Regions from separate parts of the Mus musculus genome. Here region 2 is linked to region 1. Evidence: chromatin loops called from intact Hi-C (ENCODE). Cell type or tissue: left cerebral cortex. All regions are shown on one strand. Each heading gives the region's core, and the rest is flanking DNA. Links, peaks and the distances in the headings are about the cores only. Region 1 has its middle 31 kb from the start of Scd4. Region 2 holds the start of Pkd2l1 (polycystic kidney disease 2-like 1).

Region 1 (12,316 bases), core at 2,277-10,276:
GTCATTTGGAGACTCAGGGCAGGGAGCTTCTGAAGTGACTGAGTGGGAGGGGACTAATAATTAAGTTATATAATTAGTCTTGGGTCGGTCAAATCCTCCCCGTTCCACGAAGATCAAAGATTTACTGTCAAGACTTGGAAGGCCAATGGAACTCATCTCTCACAGACAGATTACATAACATCCTTAAGCAGACATGAAGACACACCCCTATTGAGACATCTCTTTGCCTCTGTGTGCCGCTCAACCTGTGTCTGCAAAGGAGCTAGGCAGCAGAGAGACTAAAGAATATTTATTTAAGAGGCCCCAGGTTCGAGTCCCAGTACCTGCATGATAGTCCATACTACCTGTTGATCCAGTCTCTGGGAACATGAAGTTCTCTTCTGGTCTCCACAGATACTGGGAATGCACATGGTACACAGACATAAATCCATTTTTTAAAAGAAAGCAGGAAATAAAATAGTCTTTTTAAGATTATTGTGTCTCTTCAAGACTGTAGAACAGAAATCTAGGTCCACCCTTTCCAGACACCCCTGCCTTCCCAGGTCTCAGACCGACCTGTAAGAGCCCTGGATCCCACCAGCCCTGCAGTCTAGAACCTGCGCAGTACACGGCTTCCCCAGGCAGCCCATTCTTGGCCCCTTTGTTCCCTGAAGTCTGTCTTTTCAGTCTAAGGGGACTCGAGAGCATCCCCTCTTCTTCGCATTCTATGTCCAGTCAATTCACCGCCTTGTCATTCATTCACCTCCAAAAGTGCTGGCTCAGAAGAGGGTAGAGAGGATTGAGCAGGCATCTGAGGTCAAGAGCACAGAAAGCCCGATCTCTCCCCAGAGGGCAGGCTCTCCAGGGTATGGCAGGCTCTCACTGGGTGTGTTCAGAAACCAGGTGACATCAAGGAATAAGGAAACGATAGCAAGGATGTTTTCAATGGACTTTGTCAGCTGGCAGTGTGGTTTTGTGTGACTGTCCCCACAAAGCGCTGTTTGTAGTGTGCAGTTGAGGTTATGAGGATTAAGGGATTTAGAGGTGCACTCAAAATCATCCGAGCCTGGGACTTAATTAAAAACACGAGCGTTGGGCCAATGAGACGGCTCAGTGGGTAAGTGGCTTGCTGCCAAGTCCCATGGCCTAAGTTTGATTCCTGAAACCCACATGTGGAAGGCAAGAACAGCAAGCTATCTTCTGACCACAATGTGAGTGCAGCCCACGTACACATCCACTCACAATGAGTAATTTAAAAAAAAAAAATCTTCATTTCCCTCTCGCTTACCCATCTCATCTACCCAGGGATGGTTTTCCAAACCCCTCACACTCCCTGTTTTAAATGTCCACAGATCATTACAGTGCAGCAGAGGCTCCTTCAGTGGGTCCCTAAGATGCACCCAATCAACAAATATTCTTAACTTCAAAAGAGGTATGGCTTGGGGGCTGGCGAGATGGCTCAGTGGTTAAGAGCGCCAACTGCCCTTCCGGAGGTCCCGAGTTCAAATCCCAGCAACCACATGGTGGCTCACAACCATCCGTAACAAAATCTGATGCCCTCTTCTGGAGTATCTGAAGACAGCTACAGTGTACTTACATATAATAAATAAATAAATCTTTTTTAAAAATCCATTCAAAAAGCATGACTTATTTTAAAAAAAAAAAGTATGGCTTAGTGATGATGAAAGGGAAGCAAAATTCAAAGGATCTGGAGGCCTGGAATTTTCTGGATTAGGAAGGTGAGTGCACTCCAGTAGGTAAGTGCCATCTTTGTCAAAACCAAGAGTCTGTCCAAACACAGCAGCCACACAACCATAGATGCCTGCACTGATGGGTTTTAGACTGGTCCGTTAGAGCAGGGCTTCTGCAGGTTCCTCCTTCCCTGCCTGAGTCTGAGGCATATCCTCAGACGTAGCATCCTGTAAGCACACTTGCCAGTCCTTGCAACTCCAGTCAAGGGTCCAGTGGATAATAATTGCCGGGTATAGTCTCTGCATTTTCGGCTTCCAAGTTTTGATGGCCCCGTTGGCCTTATTTCAAGGAATGTGTGATAATCCATATGGAACATTTGCCTGAGTAGAATTTTGATGTTTTATTTTTGGTCAGACCATTTTTGACAGCCACGGAAAGCTTTAATTTGTCATCAAAGCTAACTAAGGTGGGGCCTGTGTTCCACCAATCTTGATAAATGTCTAATAGAGTCACGTCTCTCTGCTTTATAAACTTCAGTGCTGTGTTCTTGGATTGGATTCAATGTTAAACGCCACAGAATCAAGTACTCTTGTTTCCATGGTTTGTATATGCTCGGCCCATGGAGTGACTAGTAGAAGGTGTGGCCCTGTTGGAGTAGGTGTGTCACTGTGGGTGTGAGCTTTAAGACCCTCACCCTAGCTGCCTGGAAGCCAGTATTCTGGTAGCAGCCTTCAGATGAAGATGTAGACCTCTCAGCTCCTCCTGCACCATGCCTGCCTGGATGCTGTCATGTGTTTCCACCTTGATCATAATGGACTGAACCTCTGAATCTATAAGGCAGCCCCAATTAAATGTTGTCCCTACGAGAGTTGCCTTGGTCATGGTGTCTGTTCACAGCAGTAAAACCCTAACTAAGACACTTGTACATAATAAATATTGATTCTCCGTTTTGTTCTTTCATTCCTCCAACACATGTTGGAGACCTTTCACAAGGGGAGACCCTCTTGGTGTATTGAGAATGTATCAGTGAACAAAAGGAATCCGACTCTTCCTCACCCCCCCCCCTTCCCCGGCTCTGACATTTTAGCGGATTTTATTTTCATTTCACTAAAACAAGCAATTTCAAAAATGACCACCACTTTTTGTCAGGGACGGGGAGGCATAGTAGGAGCCTCCCAGTGAGGCCAGTGGTGGCCCAGCGTGGGGACAGACCTTACGGATTCACAGCAGATCCTGCTGCCCTCACCGCAGATCGGGCTGTCCCCTAGCTGTCCTCATGCTCCCTGCCCCCTTTATTTTACTTTTCTTCTATTTTTATGTAGCATTATTACATTTCACAATCTCCAAGTCCCCTCATGGGCCAAAGGGTTGGACATATCCTATGATACACAACTGGCACTTGCTTTAACTAAGATAGATTTACATATAATGAAGATATAGATCGTGGGCATGTTTGTTTGTTTGTTTGTTTGTTTAAAGCGAGGGAGTGAGGAGGAGCTGCCTGTAATTCCGGTACCTTCTGCAGCTACAGTGCAGGGTAGAATTACATATTGTGTTCAGAGCAATGATCCCAAGGCTCTGCAGGATGCAGAATCGGTAAGAAGAGATTTAATTATGTTCATTAGGTTACTTATTAAAGCGAGGCAATGGACTGAGGCAATCTAGAGAGATTTCAGACAGAAGTGTCTTCTCATTAACCCGTAGTTAATCAGAAACCCAATTAACCAATGCGTTCTGCCCCTCAATCTCACTCCTTCCAGACTTACTTATTCTTCTTTACAGCCGTGACCGAGTCACCGGTCCAGATCCCATCTTCTCACATTTACACCATGGAAATCGATGGATTATTTCATCCTCCACAGGACAGAATGCTTCCAGAGACAATCGGGTACCTCAGAGAGAGATGGTTGGTCTGTCGAGGAAGGGGCATGGGTGAGGTGCAGAAGCCCCAGCCTTTTCTCAGACATTCTGCATTCTCTTGAACATACGTAGAAGCGAAAAGCCCACAAAAATGAGAAATGAAGCTGGCATGGTGGCTAATAGCACTCAGGAGTCTGAGGCAGGGGGATGACAGGCTTGAGGAAAGGCAGGTCTACATAGGGAGGTCCTGTCACAAAATAAACAGAAAAAAAGCAAAATAAAGCGACACAAAGTTACCGTTTTCTCTCACAGAAGGCCCATTTGTGATTGGTAAGTCATTTCTTTGACCATGATGCACCCTTGGGAGTTCCAGTCTGTGAAAACACTAGACTTACCCCCCTCCCTTCTGGCTGCCTTAGGTTAGACCCTCCTTGGAACCTCCAAGCCCTGCCCACATTCTTTTCTTGGTCACCTGAGTTGAATCTTATCTACTCTAGTTTTCACTTCTCCTTCTCCCTGATTTTTCTTTACTTTCCACTCTGCTAAAGTATTTTTTCCTCTGGGCAGTGGTGTCACACACCTTTAATCCCAGTGCAAGGGAGGCAGAGGCAGGATCTCTGTGAGGTTGAGGCCAGCCTGGTCTATATATTGAGTTCCAGAGTAGCCACAGTTACATGGTGATACCCTATAATAAAAAAATAAAATTAAAAAAAATAACAACAACAAAACCCACAAACAAACAAACAACCTCAAGAACCTTTCAGGAGGCTGGAAAGATGGCTCAGTGGGCAGACAGCTCTTGCTAAGGATGTACTTTTGGACCTGGGTAGCTACATTAAGGGATTCGCCAGGAGTTAATGACTGTAACTCTTGTTCCAAGGGCATCCAATGCCTCTGGTCTACACAGGCACCTACACTTATGTGCACACATATTCAAGCCTTACACGCGTTGCAACTAAAAATAAAATAAGTAGAAAGTCAGAATAAATCTTAAAAATAAGAGGTTCAGGAGGTAGCTCGGTAACACATTCATGCACACACAAACACACACACATATGTCACACACATTACTAGTGAGAATTCAAACTAGCACGGCCTTTACAGGAGACAGTAGAAGTACCAGGAGAGAGTTTGACCGGGTTTCTGTCTAAAGGAGATGAAATCAGACTATCAGAAACACCTGCACTCCTGAGTTTACTGAAGTCCTGCTCATAGTAGATAAGACTCCCAGTCAAAAGGAACAATATGAACTTACCAGTACCCCAGACTAAACCACCAACCATAGAGTACACATGGTGGGACTCATGGCTCCAGCTGCATATGTAGCAGAGGATGGCCTAGTCGGTCATCAATGGGAGGAGAGGCCCTTGGTCCTATGAAGGCTTCATGCCCCAGTGTAGGGGAATGCCAGGGCCTGGAAGCAGGAGTGAGTGGGTTGGTGGGGGGGGGGTGTGGTGGAGATAGGGGGTTTTTGGAGGGGAAACCAGGAGAGGGAATAACATTTGAAATGTAAATAAAGTTGGGCAGTGGTGGCGCTCTCCTTTAATCCCAGCACTTGGGAGGCAGAGGCAGGCAGATTTCTGTGTTTGAGGCCAGCCTGGCCTACAGAGCGAGTTCCAGGACAGCCAGAGCTATACAGAGAAACCCTGTCTCAAAAAACAAAACAAAACAAAAATAAATGTAAATAAAGAAAATATCTAATTTTTTAAAAAAAGAAAAGAAAGAAACCCAGTCAACCCAGATGGGCATGGGAGGAGCACTATCTAAGGAATCTGTGGTATGCTATTCAGTCATAAATGCCATTCAGCTATAAAAGGAAGAAAAGCCCACCATTTTTAACACCGTGGGTGGACTTGGGGGTCTTTACATTAAGTAAAATTAGGCAGACACAAGCTATGATTTCACTCAGATGTGGAATCTAAAAATGCTGAATGATAGCTGAGAGTTGAAGCTGAGAACAGTCCTGGTGAGAAGCTGGGGAGAACAGGAAGGAAGGAGGGCTAGGGTGAGGCTGGTCGTGGGTTTGATGTGCGGACAACAGTAAGTTTTGGGGTTCTATGGCTCACTGGGATGAAAAGAAAATGTACCGATATGTCTGTCTCCTAACAAGGAGAAGGGACTGTTCTTCTGAAGGTCCTGAGTTCAAATCCCAGCAACCACATGGTGGCTCACAACCACCTGCAATGAGATTTGAGGCCCTCTTCTGGTGCATCTGAAGACAGCTACAGTGTACTTATGTATAATAATAAATAAATCTTTAAAAAAAACCAAGGAGAAGGGAGGATTTCAATGTATTTATTCAACATGAAGAAATAATAACATTCCATCAAGCTGGCATGAGGGCTTAGCGGGTGCCACCAAATCAAGCTGGCATGAGGGCTTAGCGGGTGCCACCAAATCTGGCAGAGTTTGATCCCTGGAGCAAACTGACTCCTAAAAGTTATCCTCTGACTACATGTATATGGAGGCACATGCACGCACACACACACACACACATACACACCTACACACACACACATACACACCTACATAAATAAATATGACTTAATTTTAAAAACTGCTTGAAGGTGATGGTCTGCTAATTATCCTGACGTAACCAGCACACAATGTGTACATTACCATCACAAAAATATAAAGTGCAATCATTATATCAATGAAAGCAATTTAAGTTTAAAAAGAGAAGAGAAAGCAATCTGGTAGGGGTGTTAATATGTACGCTAGCAATATTATTTCTAGCTGCATCAATTTAGTTCCGTTATTCAACATGGCACTGGAAGAGCTGTGTCTACCTAAATATCAGACAACTTTTGAAAAAAAGTGTGTCTGTGTGAAACGAGGGGGTGGAGTGCAAAGCAGACAGGAGCAGGGTGACTGTGCCAGAAGTCAAGGCAAATGGTGTATAATTAGAAGACACAGTGACACAACCCATATGTCATCAGGACGCCTGACTCACGTGTAGCACAAATATAACTGTTCCCAAGATGTGCCTGAGAGGAGGCGCAACTGTCGATGTGATCTTTGTTGTTGCTAATTATTTATTTTATCAATATGAGTGTTTTGCCTACACGTAAGGATATCAGATCCCTAGTACTGAGGCTTCAGATGGTTGTGAGCGGCACCGAGATTCTGGGCATCCGTCCGGGACCTCTGCAAGTGCAGCAGATACTATTAACTGCTGAGCCATCTCTTCAGCCCAAATATTTGTTTTTAAAGTCACAGAGGCCGGGGAAACCCATACTTTTACCCTACCCAGGAAGGCACAGACATTGGTTGTAGCAGGCTTCTCCTTTTTGTTTCGCCTGCTAGTATTCTAGTTTCAGAACGCGGAGCTTGTGGTTTCTGACCTGGCACAGAAGTGGCTTATCTATCCTGAAGGCCAACCTGGTCAGCACGTAAACACGTAGGGACGTGCTGCCCCCTGCAGGACACGTGGGCACCTGCAGCCCCATGCTCTATTAAAGTGCCATCCTGCGATGCGCATAGCGCTGTAGTGTTTGTTGCTTTCCATTGTGCGGCGCTGCTGTTCCAAGTGTCACTTGTCCTGCCTACAAGGGACAGGAAAACTTCATTACTGAAGGAACCAGGCAGGGAAGTAGGAGAAGGGGGAGATTGAGGAAGGAAGCTAGCCGGCTTTATGCCCACGGACCTTCCTTAGAATTTCCCTCATCTGACCCTTTCAATGAAGGAAGCCACTCCCACTCTCGGCAGCCTGTTCATGGGATGCTTCCAATTGGCTCCCCATACATTCGCCAGGGGAACTCTCTTACAGACTTCCAGATTGCATCCCAAGGAAGTCTGACTCCTAAATGTGGGGAGGCACCTGGTCACATCTTCCTAAAATCTCACCAGATGATATTGATGTGTGGTTTACAAAGAAATGGGAAAGCCGAGGGCAGCCTGTTCAGTTCCCTGACGCCCATTTAGTGAGTGGCCTTGTGACCCACCTTGTCCCCTTCAGTGTATCCTAGGGAGGGAAACAGGACAGGACCTGGCTGTCCTCAGCGTCAGTCAAATCTGGGTTTGTGTCCTGAATTAACAGTTTCCTCGCTGTGGGATGATTTAAAATGTCTCCTAATGTTTCCTGTTCCTGACAGCAAACGGAGACAGTCACCTGCCTGCCTTCGAGACTGCTGTAAGCCTTATACGTGATCCTGGGCTGTACTGAGCACCCGGATTGCCTGTGTCCGGTGGGTGCTTTTAATTTAATTTTTTTTTTCGAGACAGGTTTTCTCTATATAGCCCTGGCTGTCCTGGAACTCACTTTGTAGACCAGGCTGGCCTCGAACTCAGAAATCTGCCTGCCTCTGCCGCCCCCCCCCCCCCCCCAGTGCTGGGATTAAAGGCGTGTGCCACCACACCCGGCTTTTTAATTTAATTTTATTTCTTTACTTATTCACTTTACATCCTGCTCACTGCCCCCCTTCCAGTCACCCCCTCCCACAATCTTTTCCCTTCTCCTCTGAGCAGGTGGTGCCCCCTCCCAAGTTCCCTCCACCCTGGCACTTCAAGTCTCTGCAAGGCTAGGCACTTCCTCTCTCCCTGAGGCCAGGCAAGGCAGCCCAGCTAGAAAGACAAATCCCACGTACGGGCAACAGCTTTTGGGATAGCCCACATTCCAGTTGTCCAGGACACACATGAAAGCCAAGCTGCACATCTGCTATGTATGTGAGGGAGGCCCAGGTCCAGCCCGTGTGTGTTCCTTGATTGGTGGCTCAGACTTACTCTTAAGCTCCAAGGGTCCAGGTTAGTTGACTCTGTTGGTCTTCTTGTGGAGTTCCTATCCTCTTCAGGGCCCCAATCCTTCCTCCTATTCTTCCATAAGAGTCCGCAAGCTCCATCCACTGTTTGGCTTTGGATGTCTGTATCAGTCTGAGTCAGCTGCTGGGTATAGCCTCTCAGAGGACAACTTGTTCCTGTCTGCAGGCATAGTGGCATGTCATTAATAGTGTTAGGATTGGTGTTCCCCATAGGATGGGTCTCAAGTTGGGCCAGTTATTGGTTGGCCATTCCCTCAGTCTCTGCTCCATCCCCCATACCTGCATTTCTTGTAGACAGGATAAATTTTGGGTTGAAAGTTCTGTGAGTGGGTTGGTGTCTTTATCACTCCACTGGGGTTCTTGCTCCGCTACAGGAGGTGGCCTCTTCAGGTCCCATACCCCCAGTGTAATGAGTCACAGCTAAGGTCACCCCTATCAGTTCTTAGATACCTCTTACATCCCAGGTCTCTGTCTCATCCTGGAGATGCCCCCACATCCTCATCCCTGTCAGTCACAGATTTCCATTCATTTTCATGGCCATCTAGCCATCTCTCCTGTCCTTCCCCACACCTGATCCTGAATGCCCCATCTCCCCTCTCTCTCAATTCTACCACTCCATCTGCCCATTATGGCTATTTAATTCTCCCTTCTAGGTGAGATTCAAGCTTCCTCCCTTGTTCCTTCCTGTTTAAGCTTCTTTGGGTCTGTGGAGTGGAGTGTGGTACCTGTATTTTACAGCTAATATCCACTTATAAGTGAGTACATTCCATGCATGTCCTTTGGGTGACCTCACTCAGAATATTTTCAAGTTCCATCCATTTGTACTCAGATCCTTCTGGCTCACCCCGACAGCCTCCTGGGGTCTCACTCCACGCCAACAGCCTGGACAGCAGAAAGCCTGTGTCTTGTTCACAGCATCCTATCTAGAGTGTCTTCATTTTAACTCAAGGAGTCTGGGGAGGGCAGACCCTGTGGATCACTGCTTCAGGACAACTTTGCTTAATTTTTTTTTCAAGACAGGGTTTCTCTGTGTAGCCCTGGCTATCATGGAACTCACTCTGTAGACCAGGTTGGCCTCGAACTCAGAAATCCGCCTGCCTCTGCCTCCCAAGTGCTGGGATTAAAGGTGTGCACCACCAATGCCCGGTTTAACTCTACTTAAAGTAAAATTTTATCTTATGTGGAGGTTTGTGTTTTACACAAAGGTAAAGCGAAGAGGTTTACACTGATCCCTCATCACTTGCTCTCATCCGTTAGGAACAGCTGCCAATCATGTCTCCTCTACACTTTCTGCATCATTTTAGTGCTGTGTATTTCTGCTAGTCCGGATCTATCACCATGGTGAAGACTTAGAAGAGATAGAGCCCCCTGAGAGTCTGGGGACTAGACTGCATGTGTTCATGCCTCTGTGTGTGTGTGTGTGTGTGTGTGTGTGTGTGTGTGTGTGTGTGTGTGTGTGCATCTATGTGCCTGCATACACACCTGTGTGTGCCTGTGTGCATGTGTGTGTGCCTGTATGCATGTGCACACGCCTGTGTGGGTGAGCATCTGTTGGGTCCGTGCTTGAATACCTGTGTGTGTGCGTGTGTGTGTGTGTGTGTGTGCATGTGTGTGAGATCTAGAGCTAGTAAGTAGAAAGGCCTTTGGAGAGGCGGGGGTGGGGGGTGGGGGGGGGAGGACGGACACATAAACTTGCCCCCCAGCGAAATCCCTCACCCAAGTTAACAAAAGGCAAATGTTATTCAATACAGGGTTGAGTTCAACTCTACTTGGCGGTGGTGGATATCCAAGCCAACAGGTGTGGTCTGCCGGGAACCGATGGGGAGAGAAACGCTTTACTAAGCACTCGATTTACTCCCATCAAGTAATGGAAGTTGTACAAAAGTACCAAAGCCTGTGGATTTAGCTACCCTGACTGCTCCCTGGCTGTTTCTAAGGTACTTCCTAGGGTTTCAGGGTACAGCCTATGTCTCAGTCAGGGTTTGTATTCTTGCACAAAACATCATGACTAAGAAGCAAATGAGGAAGGCAAGGGTTTATTCAGTTTACACTTCCACATTGCTGTTCATCACCAAAGGAAGTTAGGACCGGAACTCAAGCAGGTCAGGAAGCAGGAGCTGATGCAGAGGCCATGGAGGGATGTTCCTTACTGGCTTGCTTCTCTTGGCTTGCTCAACTTGCTCTCTTATAGAACCCAGGTCCACCAGCCCAGGGATGGCACCACCCACAATGGGCTGAGCCACCCGCCCCCCATGATCACTCCTTGAGAAAATGCCTTACAGCTGGATCTCATGGAGGCATTTCCTCAAGGGAGGCTCCTTTCTCTGTGATAACTCCAGCCTGTGTTAAGTGGACACACAAAACCAGACAACACAGTCTGTGTCAACTGCTGTCACTGCACTGTGATGACCCCAAGGGAGGAAAGGTTTACTGTTCCTCACAGAACCTTCCAGTGTGTGAAGATGGAGAAATCACAGTGGATCTACTCAGTTTATGGTGGTGGGAGCTTGTGGCAGAGACATTATGTTCTATTTTTTTCCTCTGTGTGTGCATGTGTTCATGCCTCTCTGTGTGTGTGTGTGTGTGTGTGTGTGTGTGTGCACCTGTGTGTGGGTGCACCTGTGTGTGGGTGCCCACAGAGGCCAGAAGAAGTGGAACTGGAATTACAGGTGGTTGTTAGAGGCCTAACGTAAGTGCTGGGGGCACAACTCAGGTCCTTTGGAAGAGCAGAATGCACCCCTAACCACTGAGCTATCTCTTCAGTTCTAGAGAGGCATCTCTTATATCACAGTGCATCTGCAAGCAGAGAATGATGGAACAGAAAGTGAGTGCTAGAAATCATTTTTCAAGTCCTGCCCTGAATAGCCCACTGCTGCAAGCTGACCCCCACCTCCCAAAGACTCCAGAGCTCCCCAAAATATCTCCACCAACTGGAGAACTGGACTTCAAAACAGTTACCTGTCAGTGGAGGCATTTCAGATTCAAATTACAACTCTCCTTCTTGTTTAAAAAAAACACAAAACCAGGTTCACATCCACCACTGCATAGAGAACGTGAGCATTTTCAAGTCTCCACCATAGAAGTCAGTGACTAGACCAGAAAGCAAAACAAAACTCTGCCTGCACAGTGACTGGGTGAGCCCCTGCCACAATGCCAGCTACTGGGGCAGGGGCAGCGGCCTGGGCTGCCCCTCAGTGACCTTCTCTTCGAGGCCAAGAAGAGGCCTGAAGCTGCTGGGTTCCTGCCCATCTTCGTGTAAACGCCAAGTGTCAAAGGCTTTTCCGCAGCTCCGCTTTCTCTGCAGAGCTTGCTGTGGTACACAAAGAAGGATGGGAGTGGGGTCTAAGATGGACCGCTGTGGCTCTGTAAGATCCCCTGGCAGGGGAAAGACGACTCCTCCCACACTTCAGAGGGACTGCAATTGAGCTTGCCTTGCACAGATCTGCGGTGTACAGCTGCCCCAGGGATGGCTCCTGGGCCTTTGCCAAGAGTCGGCGAATGTTAGGCTTGTGCTAATGTAAGATTTTGATAATTATTTAATATAAGGACTATCTTTAAAATGGACACACCTCATTTTCTTTGTTGTTTGCAGTGTTGAGGATTGAACCGGGACCTCATGAATGCCAGACAAACACTCCATCACTGGACTGCATTGCATCTCCAGACCTTTGGCTTTAAGGAAAAAAACAAAAAAACAAAAACAAACAAAAAAAAAAAAAACCAAAGCTGCTATCTATCTATCTACCTATCTCTGTGTGTATATGAATGGGGGTGGGGGGGGTGCCTGTGTTTGTGTGTGCACATGGAAGCCAGAAGTCAGTCAACTGTTCTCCGCAGTTACTCTCTGTGTGTTCCTTTCCAGGCAGGGTCTCCCCCTGAGCAACCTTTTTGGCTAGGCTGGAAGCCAGAAAGCCCCAGTGATCTTCCTGCCTCTGTCCCCTTTTGAGCTGGGGTTATAGGTTTGTGTAGGGCCCCCATCTTGTCACGTGAGCTCTGGGATCCAAAATTGTGGCCTCAAGATTTTAATC
Region 2 (12,316 bases), core at 4,317-12,316, 170 kb after region 1:
TCAACCTTTGGGAAGGGGCTCCAACCCCAGGCCAGAAGCCAAAGGTATGGGTGGAACCTGCCTCTTCCCTTACCTACTGCTGTCTAGAAGTCACATGTCAGTGACCAAACAATTTTCACTCTCTGCCAACTCCAGGGCTAGGAGCTGTAGCAACATTGTGTTTGTATATGAGCCCCCCATTTGACCACTGGGGGATGCTCTGTGGGGGGCCACCTCCCCCAGGAGCCACCCAGCAAGCCCATTCATGTGCCCACACTCCCGGAACATGCTAGTGAGCTTCTCCTGCCTGTTGAGTTGGAAGTTGGCTTTGTTTGACGGTGTTGGGGCTTGAACACTGGGTGTTGTACAGGTCAAACAGACAAGTCTACCACTGAGCCCCACTCACCCTCCCCCCAACCCCCAGGCCTCAGTTGGAATTTGAGCAGGAAGCATAGACAGGCATTTTTAACCCAAAATAGTCTAAAGGACCAGTGTGTGTGGCATAGAAATAAGACAGAGAGCAGGTGTAGAATGGTTCATGCAAACCAATTCGCAAGAGACAGTTTGCTGAGCCATACCGGGGCTCTGGAAGGTGGGTACTCGCTGGGTCCATTGTCTAGAGGAGGAAATTGAGAAGTGGAGAGGTCAGAAAGCTTACTTGTGGCTGCACCAGACATTTGTGGTGAAGCTGAGTAGACACAGAACTGTGTATTGAAGTTCTGGAAGCTGCAGTCTAGATCAACGCTCTAGAACTCTTGTTCATGCTATCGGTGGTATTCACAAGTTAGATATAATCTTTTTAAAAATTTTTAAATTTGTTTTTTATTTTATTTTATGTGTGTGAGTGCTTTGCCTGAATACATGCATGTGCACCATATGTGAGCTTGGTGCCTGAGGAGGTCAGGAGAAAGCAGCAAATCCCCTGGAACTGGATAAAGATGGATGTGAGCTGCCTGCTGGGAACGGAAACTCTGCTCTTCCGTGGGAGCAACCAATGCTTTAAACTGCTGAGCCATCTTTCTAGCCCCATGGGACTCAGTCTTATGCATTTACGTGATCTCAACGGTGTCACACAATTATATAGAAGGGAAAGAGAAAAGAGAAGAACCAGGCTGAGCTTCTGCTTCTGAAACTTGCGAGGTGAGGAAGCAGCTTCACCATGGAAGCTCTGTGATGGGAGCGACACTGTGCTTTGTAAGGTTGTCCTGACTATGTCACCGGTTGGTACAACTGCATGGTGAACGGCAATTCTTATTGCATTGACACGCAGACTCCTTTTCTTAGAACTTTAGTAGCCCATGATCTTACCTGGAACGTCTTTCTCAGACTTAACTCCCCTTTCTGCTTAGCAGAATCTAGGTCGTGAAGCTCTCTGCTCCTACCAGTTCCTTTCCCTTTTCTTTTCTTTTTTTCTTTTTTCCATTCCTTCCCTCTTCTTCCCCCGTTTCTGTCTTGTTCTGTCTGCTAGTTTGCTTACTTTGTTTCTGGGAGATGATCTTATCACCTAATCCAAGCTCAGGATGGCCTTTGATGCACTGTCTTTCTAATTCAGCTTCTCCAGCCCCATGATTAGAGGTGTGTAGCTCCTCCACACCCAGCTTTCTCACCAGTCTCTACCCTTAATCTTAGCCACAGGGGTGGGGGTGGGTGTGGGGGGGAGAGACCTGTCAAGACTCATGATTTCTAAGCCACTCCCTATCTTCCCTCCTGTCTTAGTCAGTGCTCTATTGCTGGGAAGAGACACTACAGCCACGAAAAACCTTATAAAGAAAAGCATTTAATTGGGGCTGGCTTACAGTTCGGAGGTTTAGTCGTTTAGTCCACTGTCAGCGTGGGAAGCATGGCGGCATACAGTCAAACATGACTGAAGAGTAGCTGAGAGTTCTGCATCTGAATCTGCATGCAGCAGATAGAGGGAGTCTGGGGGGTGGGGGTGGGGGTGGGGTAGAGAAGGAGAACCACTGGGCCCAACATGAGTTTCCGAAACCCTAAAGCCCACCCCCAGTGACACACTTCCTGCAACATGTCTATCTGTCCTGATCCTTTCAAATAGCCCCACCCTCTATGTCCATTTTCATTCAAACCGCCATACCAACTGTTTTCCACTCTGCTCGTTCTATAAGATTATTGTTTATACTCTGCAAATTTTACTCATAGGTATATACTCTATAGAAATGAAAATAGATGTACATGTACACACACACACACACACACACACATACCTCAATGAATTTCAAAGCATCAAAAATGGAAGCAACACAAACCTTAATCCACTGAGTAAAGGATAGTAATAAATAATAAGGAATATATTTGGCCATAAAGTGAAACTTAGGTTAAAACATAAGTGAGCCCTGGAAGTCGAATGGTGGGGGAAGGAAGCCAGTCACAGAGAGGCGCATACTGCACAATGGTGTTTGTAGGAAATGCTCAGAAAGTCAGCTTTACAGAGACAGAAATTTGAAATGGAAACTTAAGGGTTCTTTGAAAGTCAGTTGTGTTGGAAGGTGTCGCTGGGGCAAACACATGAAGGAGTGTTTCACTGAAGCAGACACGGGGGAGAGAGAGGATGTTCTGCTAAAGCAAGCATGTGAAAGGACACGTGACTGGGCTGGTGAGATGGCTCAGTGGGTAAGAGCACCCGACTGCTCTTCCGAAGGTCCGAAGTTCAAATCCCAGCAACCACATGGTGGCTCACAACCACCCGTAATGAGATCTGATGCCCTCTTCTGGTGCGTCTGAAGACAGCTACAGTGTACTTACATTAAATAAATAAATAAATAAAATTAAAAAAAAGCTCCTTTAAAAAAAAAAAGAAAAGAAAGGACACGTGATGAAGGATTCTTTGCTAAGACCACACACACACATGTATTGGTACATCGAGTAGTTGAGCTGCATTTGTCGGGATTCTGCAGACAAGGCCAGATTGGATGCACATGCTGAGGCAAGGCCCGCGGAGGACACGGACTCAATTGGACAGCGATGGAGGCTAAGCTTGGCTTGCTGGTACAGCTAACTGTGCAATGCTTGTGGGTCTCATGTCTTTGATGATCTTTGTTCGCTGAGAGAGGCACAACTGAGAACTCCTGGAGTTCCTCCTGGTTTCTCTTGAGGACTTGTGCTGAGGCTGAGGCTGAGGCTGAGGCTGCTGCTGCTGCTGCTGCAAACCCTACTCTACTGAACTGGACTGCTGGTGTATCTGTGAGGTGTTTTCGAGTAGATCGAGCTGCTGCTGCCTGCTAACCTGGGAACCTAACTGCTGATTTCCAGACAACATAGTTGGGAGTTGCTTCAAAGAACCTTTCTTAACATGTTCATTTCCCCTGTATCCTTTCTTTTCTACTACCTCTGGTAGGTGGTGGGCTACACAGGAGGTTAAAGCATTTAAGAACACTTATTAAAAATAAGGCTTGAGGGGGCTGGAGAGATGACTCAGCGGTTAAGAGCACCTACTGCTCTTCCTGAGGGTCCTGAGTTCAATTCCCCGGCAACCACATGGTGGCTCACAGCTCCCTATAATGAGATCTGGTGCCCTCTTGTGGCCTGCAGGTGTACAGGCAGGCAGAACCCTGTACACATAAATAAATAAATAAATAAATAAATAAATAAATAAATAAATAAATAATTTTTTTAAAAGGTTTGAAAAAACTAAAGTTACAGAAATTAGCTAAGAAGTTGCTATAGAAACTTGGAAGGTGGTGGTGCTTCAGGCTACAAGGATGGCTAAGAGACGCATGCTAACAGGTGCTTTAAATTCATTATACTTTATTCAGGAGTGTGTGTGTGTGTGTGTGTGTGTGTGTGTGTGTGTGTGTGTGTGTGTGTTGCACTAACATTGGGGAATGAGAATGAGGATTTGGAAGCCACAGAGCCCAAGTGGAGGTTAGAGGTCAACAGTCAGGATTTGCTTTTCTCTTTCTACCACGTGGGTTCTAGGGATCAAACTTCAGTCATTTAGATTGGCAGCCAATGTCTTTTCCCCCTGAGCCATCTTGCCAGCCTTTAACAAGCATGTCGAAACATTTCTGCTCAAGAGCTCAGAAGATTTAAAAAAGCAAAACCAGAAAGCAGTATAAACAGGTTCCCTTTTGAATCCGTCCATCTGAGTCAGACACCTGCACGAGTTATGTTAGTCCTTCACGGAGTCTCTGTAACGCAGCCATAACAAGGCCAAAGGCACAGGCGTAAGAGAACCAAAGGCACACCATAGTCACATTCCTTCCCCAGATCCCTGCAAAGGCTCCAGCTGGTGTCCTAAACCTACAGCCATCTTGGATCTCAGGAACAGCAGAGATGTGTCTAGATCACCCCATGCCGAGACTACCCCCAAGTAGAAACGGTCACCTCTTGGAAGCTAGGGTGTCCTCTCAGGGGAACAGGGACTTATCCATGACTATCTTTCAGAACTAGAACTGGGAGTTTCTGCTTCTCCATCCCACACTCCTACACCCGGGTAGCTGCCTGCCCTGTGGATTGGAATCCCATGTGCTCAGCAGAAAGCCAAGGCTCTTCTTCATGTGAGGCAACTAAGTCAAGTTCACTGCCACCCCTGGGAGCTCACAGATTTTTATTGCTTCTTTGCTTTCTTTGTTTTTTGAGGCAGGGTGTTCTGGCTGTCTGGAACTCACTTTGTAGACCAGGCTGTCCTTGAACTCAGAGATCTGCATGCCTCTGCCTCCTAATGGGATTACCATGGGTCTACCATGTCTGGCTTTTTTTTTTTTTTTTTTTTTTTTTTTTTTTTGGTGGACAGGGTCTCATGTATCCCAGACTGGATTTGAACTCTCTATGTACCCGAGGCTGGTCTTGAACTCCCAATTCTCCTGTTTCCACTTCTTAAGTGCTGATATTGCAGGCACGTGGCACCACACCCAGCCTGAGCACACACATTTCTAAGACAAAGTGGACAAAACCCCCAAGCAAACTGTACATGCCAGCATGCAATGGCACAGAACACAACCATAGTGTATTAAATGGGGAAGTGGGAGAGGGGCCATCTCAGTACAGCAACTCCGAGAATCAGACAGGACTAGGGAACAGGCTTACGGTGAGGTAACAGAGCAGCATTTAAAAATTTCTTCTTGTGTGCTCTGGGCTGGGAGGTCTAGAGTCTGCGCATGGCTGGCTACACGTTAGCTGTTTGCAAATATCAGATAAATTCCCAGCATTGGGAATTCCACAGAAGGTTCCAGAGCTGGACATGTAGCTATTGCTAACCAGAAAGTTTGAAGTGTATTCATTAGCACTTGTTTCTCTCAGTCCCACCATCCACCCTTGTCTCATGAACCCACTCCAGGATGCAGACACCCTGGACTGTGGTTCTGATCTTTCAGCAAGAGACAGTTTGAAGTTCCCCTTAGGCTAACTGCGGAGGTCTTCTACCCCCCTCTCTGACCTAGTTCGCCTTCTTATCTTTCCTGCCCATGAGGAGAAAGGAAAACCCACAGTGCCCTCAGCTTTGCCTTTGGCGTCCAAAGCACACATGACTGTAACCTGGTGCATTTCCAGACTTCACAGCTACCTTGCCAGGTCTGGGAAATTCCCCTTCAAAGCTCAGGGTTAACTCACTCTGGATTTGCAATACTCTCTGGTCCAGATGTGATCGTGGGGTCCGGGTTTCTCCATGTCCTCTGCTAAAGCAGCAGAGAGTTGGTTTCATTTATCCCCTTTTAAGCTGAGGACAGCAGTTGAGAAGAGCTAAGCCCAGGACCCATGCTCAGTGGGCCCTCGATGCCACCACAGAACTTCAGCCTTCAGGAGCACTCACAGAAGCCCAGAGTCAGCTTGGGACCCTAACTGTGGCCACCCTAGGACAAGGCAGGCAGCTACTGGCTCATCCCCCAGTACTCTGCTTACAAATTGTTGTTTTCCACAGACAAATATTAGCACCTACATATTACAGATACATGACATCAGCCTCCAGACCCTCTGGGCCACCTGGCAAAGCTGTGGCTGATTTGTCACCTACTTGGCCTTGCTTAGATGTCCCAGTTAGGGTTATCATTGCTGTGATGAAACACCATGACTAGAGCGACTTGGGAAGAAACAGTTTATTTGTCTTGTGCTTCCATATCACTGAAGGAAGCCAAGGCAAAAACTCAAACAAGGCATGAACCTGGAGGCAGGGGCTGATTTGGAGTCCGTGGAGGGGTACCGCTTACTGGCTTGGTCCACATGGCTTGCTCAGCCTGCTTTCTTATAGAACCCAGGACTACCAGCAGGGATAGCCCAATCAACAACAGGCTGGGTCCTCCCCCATCAACTCCTAATTAAGAAAATGCCCTCCACGTTTGCCTGTGGCCACAGGTTATGAAGGCATTTTCTCAATTGAGTTATCTTATCTCCCAAATGATTCTAGCTTGTGTCAGGTTGACATAAAACTAGCCAGCACACCTCCGGTGACCTCATTGTTGACTCAGGGTAGAGTAACCTGAGAAACTGGGTCTAAAGAAAGGGCATTGACCTGATGTTGTTCACCGTTCAACTACAGAGACAGGGAGAGCCACTGAGCAAGATTGTTTGCCTGGGGCAGCGTTCTCCTTAATGTCTCAGAAGCAGAGAGGCCAATCAGGGAGGGGAGCAAGCCCAGTCCTTGGGGATACAGGGGTTGTTTGGTGGTCTGTTTCTTTTTAAAGATTTATTTTTGTTGTTTGTGTATTGGGTGTTTTGCCTGCATGTATGTCTGGGCACCCAGTGCACGCCTGGTGCCGCCAGAGAGCAAAAGAGGGCTTTGGGACTGGAGTTATAGATGGTCGTGAGCTAACAAGTGAGTGTTGTGAATTAAACATGGGTGCTCTGGAAGAGCAGCCAGTGCACTCAAGCACTGAACCCAGCACCCTTGATGTTTTTTTTTGATTCCCCGAAGGCCCTAACCAACCCTGTTTTAGGTTACACCACAGCCATTCACTAACCTTCTGTCCCCCTGTCTCCCTCACTCAGGGACAGACATGAGTATCAGGAATGATACACACACACACACACACACACACACACACACACACACGCACGCATGGTAAACTCAGCCACCTCCTGCTTTCTCACAGGGATAGCCTCACTAAAAGTCTTGCACTCTGGCCTGTTTCTCTGAGGAACTAGGGCCATAGAGATGGTGAGGCAGCTTCTGTAATGACCAATCCCTGGGGATTAAGATTCATATTGACAGATCCAGACGAGAGTTTTCCCCATAGGCAAATAAAAAGGAAAAAGGAATGGACAGGGGGGAGGGGAAGGCACCTGGACCTGCTGAGTAGACTGCTTTCCAAATGTGCCTGTCTGATTTTTTTTTCTTTCAGGAGAGTCTTCATCTGTACTGAGCTGGAACTGCGCCCCCATCCTGCCGCCACCTGGTGGTCACAGAGGACAAAGCACTTATGTAGTGCCTTCTGCCGAAGGACTTAATTCACTGGGTCCCTGAATAAATTCCCTGAAGCCTAATTCGGAAAGAGGTTCTCTTTATGATCTCCAGGTAATCTTTATCTAGCAACAAAAACTTACACCATGCGAGTTAGCTGAGATAATATGCCACGACACATTCCATTCACCCTTTCTCTGAAGCAGCAGTGGGACCCGCCATCCCACTCAATGTGGCTCTTGTCACACACAGCATGACACCCCAGCATGACAGAGTCTGGTAAACCCAGAAAGCTCTGAAGAAGTCTTTCAAGGTAGCCATGTCAAGAAACGGAACACACTGGTGGAAAACAGGGGTGGCCATCCTCCCGCTCCACACCAGGAGAGCACCAGACCCAATTCTCATGCCAATGGAGAAAGGAGACCAACCTACTGAGAGGATTAATGGGCTTCTTGACCAAGTGTGATCTGGGTACTGATGGGCCACATGACCTGTCTTTAGTTAAGAGCTCTGTCATTCCACAATTTTCAAGTCCCTCCAGCCCACAGCTATCACCCCATGTAGCTGTTTGGGTACATCCTGATCTCCATGTCACTCGGAGATGATGTCAACACAGTGCTTCCTGAAAGTGTCCACCTTACAATGAGCTGTGTGAGTGGACAGCTCAGGGCTGGATGCTACCAGAAGATGTGAAGTCTGCCCTGTGCTTTAAGAACACAGCTTATAAAACCTTATAAAGTTTGGTAGTTTAGCCCGAGACAACCCTCCAGGGGAGCTATTTTCTTTAACACCCTGCTAGCTTCTCATTTTGCAACATACCACTGGTGAGTTAGAGAGGCAGCGTTAGACCCAGGAGTTTTGCTCAAATTCACTTTTGAGAGTCTGAGCTTCCCCCATCAATACTGTTTGCCCCCCCCCTTTTTTTTAAACAGGAAGAGTCAAGAACCCATGGGGCTTGAGAACTTGAAGAAATATCAAACAAAAATCATCATGAAATTTTTATTTGATTTGTGACTTCTTTTTCTTCTGAGATTTCTCAACCTGCGCGGCATAGCCTGCCCCATAGGGCGGTATAGTGTGATCCACACACGAGGAAAAGGGCTCAGTCATGAGCAGGAAAAGGGACTGGATGGGTTCCAGGAGAGTGACGATGTGGCCTGGAGCTCTGTCACATGAGGAGACTTGTCACGCGAGGAGGAGTGTCCTCAGGTCCACTCAGACCTCTCTCAGCTGATCTCAGGCTTCCTCCAGAATTCAGGATTGCCCAAGGGACTGGGAAGCCATTGAATGCTCCTCCCTTTGCTTTATCAAGGACCACACTGTTGTCACCCTGTTCCTGACTCCACCTCAGGGTCCAAAGTTAGATAGAAGTCTGGAGTCCTTGTGCAATTGCCTAAAAGGCTCTTGGCTCCCTCCTCGCTCAGCTGATCCAATGCAAGATGCTTCCCCCCGGCCCAGCTTCTCGCCCTTCTCTCCAAGGAAAGCTGGCACCGCAGTGGATCTCACTGACTGGAACAGCGGAGAGATGGACACTTGTCCTTCTAGGGAGGGTCAGACCATGGAGAGAGTCAATCCTTTCCAGTGTCCTGGCCTTGGCCAAGAAATTCATGTCACAGGTTCAGGGAGCATGACCTTTCTTCCCTGTCTTAGGATTTAGGAAACATGGCTTAATCAGGGGGTGGAGCTTAAACCAGGTTAAGTTCTTCCTCTGGGAGTACTTGAGGCTGGAGATCTCCTCCAGGCTGCTATGCTTTGCTGAACTTGAAGGCAGACTTGAAGCCAATGTGGCTAAAGTAACTGTAGGCAAAGATCCTTGGTTAGAAGAGTCCCCTGCAGCACCTTGGATGAACAACTACCAACATTTCAGCAGGAGCACTATTCTGGGCCACAGCTCTTGCTTACAGGGAAACCTGGGCAAATGAGCAAAGGCCAGAGCTGGGCACAAGCAGTACTGTGACCAGAGGTCCACGCCAAGTCTCCATTCAGGAAAGCGAGCAAGACGGGATGCTGCTGGTCCCAAGAGCTCTCGGACTCAGTTTATGCTGAAGCTTACAGTTCTAGTGCTAAGTCACGTCCCAGGAAAAGATTGACCAGATCATCTGGTACAGACAGATGTCACCTCACCCTTGCCCTAGGCCCCGAGTTATGCCTTCCCTACCCAGCCCCACATGCTCAAGAGGTCCATCTCTAAGGGTGTGTGTCACCATTAAGCCATGAAGCCAAACGTCAGGGAAAGAAAGCCAGCCTGGAACTCTGCATTCCTTTTCTTGTCACCAGCAGAGACCCTATCTCTTAAGATCTGACAGCCTGATTGCCTTCACCTGTGTCTTTCACTGACCTCTAAGGGAAGGGCACACTGGGAGCCTCCTTCTCCAGTCACCAGGGGACAGCTGAAGGAGGCACACTGAAGGGCCTGGGAGACTACTGATAGAGCTGTCAAGGAACACATCCCTGGGCTTGGTCCTCACCCTAATCCATGGTAGTCCCTTTAAGCCTTTTTTTTTTTTAAGTGGTATCAGCTCACACCCACCACAGAGCTCTGCAACCCTTTCTTCTCCTAGCTTCTCTACTGCTCCCTCCCTCCTCCCCCGTTGTCCCTGCCCTTTGACCAACTCAACAGTTGGAGATTTGAACATCCTACTCCGGGTTCTATCTGGCCCTAGCACACCCCCCTGCTCCCCTCCCCCATCCTTCTAGTCTGTCTGCATAACATCCTCACACCCCTTTCTTTTCTCAATTCCAGTTCCCCTTATAGTTCCATTCCTTTTGTGTCAGAGAGAGAGAGAGAGAGAGAGAGAGAGAGAGAGAGAGAGAGAAAAGAGAGAGAGAGAGCTCATTGAAGGATTGATGACCATCTGCATCCTTCCTGCTCCCTCTCCTATGTGAGCTCAGCTCCCCCACCCAGACAGGAGGCCGAGGTTGAAAGGATCAGCTGCTCTTAGACAATACTGCCTGGGCTCTCTGCTACCAGTGTCAGTCTGGGTCTTTGTCCCTGTGTCTCCTGTGAGAGTGGGCACCTGTGGTGGCAGGTTTCTACCTCCTGTCCCCATGAATAGTATGGAAAGCCCCAAGAATCAGGAGCTACAAACCCTGGGGAACAGAGCCTGGGACAATCCTGCCTACAGCGACCCTCCTTCCCCGAACAGGACGCTGAGGATCTGCACTGTCTCCAGTGTGGCTCTCCCTGAGACTCAACCCAAAAAGCCAGAAGTCAGATGCCAGGAGAAGACACAGAGAACCCTGGTGTCCAGCTGCTGTCTCCATATCTGTCGGAGCATCAGAGGTACGGGGCACAAGGAGAGGTTTTCCTGGAGAGTTAGAGTCAGAGAAGGGACGACCTTAGGTTTGAGAGGGGGACAAAAGTGACCCAAAGAAGAAACCTTGGTGTCTTTGATTAGCTGGTGTTAGGATTGCTTGCCCCAGGACAGACGCCTGGCTCCTGGTCTGCCAGAAAGCTCACTTAGCACAGTCATTACCTTGGAATCCAGGAGTTGTGGGAGAGCGTGGTTCATGGAACACTGAAGTGAGGAGGCTCTAGACCACCCCACCTGAAACAGATGCCTGCCCTGTTCACAGCCTCACTCTGACCCAGTAACCTCACCCTGTCTCTCACAGAGACTTTGTAGGAGGGCAGGCAGGCAGGCAGGGAGGCAGGGGTGTGGGTGTCAGGTCCCGGGGGTTACAGGATGGGTGAGGAAGGACCAGTGGAGATGGGGTAGGGACAGGGAGGGCTGGATAACTAAAATGATGTGCTGTTGGGGACTCAGAGCTTCTTTCTACGCCCGTAGGACTGTGGGGGACAACGCTGACTGAGAACACAGCCGAGAACAGGGAGCTTTATGTCAAGACCACCCTGAGGGAGCTTGTGGTATACATAGTGTTCCTCGTGGACATCTGTCTGTGTGAGTAGCCGCTGCCTGTGACCATCTGCCTGTAAGAGGCACGAGTGTGTAAAATGTCTGTACCTCCCAGGCAGTATTCATCTGTGTTAGGCAAGCGGATCCTGGGAATTTTGTGTAAATACCAATAAGCAACTCCTATGGCTTCTCACACTGAGTTCAATGGAGGAATCCCAGTGGGTGGAAATATTGTTAATAAAAGGAGATTCGTCTGAGATTACTAGGTAACCTGATTTTCACATCCAAGTGCCTACTACTGAGCCAGCAGCCACCGTATTGTGTTGACCGGTGGAAATGTTGAACCCTTTGTAAAGGGTAGAGGGTCCCCTCTTTTATTTAGTGGGTTTTGTGTGATTGGTTACTGTGTAACACATGATCCGTGTTTCTTAGGGCCAGAAAGAAAATGATTCAGGCTTCGGAGAGTTTCTGAGAAGAGGGTTTGGGGTTCAATAGTGTGGGACACTATCTGGGGAGCTTTGATGTCCAGGTTCAGAGATGTAGCAATACCACAGTGTAGGCTGTGAGCAAGCTGGAGCACACAGATGCTACTCGGCCTGTAGGTGAGGGGACCTATGCTGTGCGTATTCAGCTAAGAGTTATAGAGCAACTGGTGTTTCTGACCAGAGTTGAAGCTTGCACACACACACACCCCCACCCCCCACCGCAGCATCCTGTCTTCCCAGGCTTTCTGCTTCTTTTTGTTTTTTGTTTTTCGAGACAGGGTTTCTCTGTATAGCCCTGGCTGTTCTGGAACTCACTTTGTAGACCAGGCTGGCCTCCAACTCAGAAATCCATCTGCCTCTGCCTCCCGAGTGCTGGGATTAAAGGTGTGCACCACCACACCCGGCTGGCTTTCTGCTTCTTAGGATGCGCAAATCACTGGCAAGTGAGGGTGAAGGTCTAATAAGAGAGGTGTGACTGGAAGCTTCATCTGGTCCTGCCATAGCTGTGCATTCCTCTGGTGGCTGGTGAGGTGCACTTGCTGGGCCTAGCCTGTGCTTCTTGGAGTCTTTCCCTCCTAAAGCGAGCAGTGAAACCTGAGGCAGAGGTGATCGGACAAAAGCTCTTGGAGCACATGACTACCAGAGAG

The links. Peaks named below come from ENCODE experiments on the same cell type or tissue, not always from the same donor. Only the 100,000 strongest peaks of a DNase experiment are listed, where the experiment ranks them.
Region 2: it touches region 1 in a loop (3-fold over the local background); 5 of 42 quality-filtered maps call a loop at or near these places.

What each region holds. Positions count from the first base shown.
Region 1 is chr19:44,358,341-44,370,656 of GRCm38, reverse strand. No RefSeq gene overlaps it. Among named protein-coding and RNA genes, the nearest start is that of Scd4, 31 kb to the right of the region's middle. In left cerebral cortex, for the core only: CTCF peaks have their summits at 6,794 and 6,996 (motif pointing left); DNase peaks (open chromatin) are centred at 6,456 and 7,017.
Region 2 is chr19:44,190,334-44,202,649 of GRCm38, reverse strand. It overlaps Pkd2l1 (polycystic kidney disease 2-like 1), which reads left to right and starts at 10,208. Exons shown (of 15, transcript NM_181422.3): 1 at 10,208-10,610; 2 at 11,116-11,229. The coding sequence starts at 10,376. In left cerebral cortex, for the core only: a CTCF peak has its summit at 7,328 (motif pointing left); a DNase peak (open chromatin) is centred at 7,316.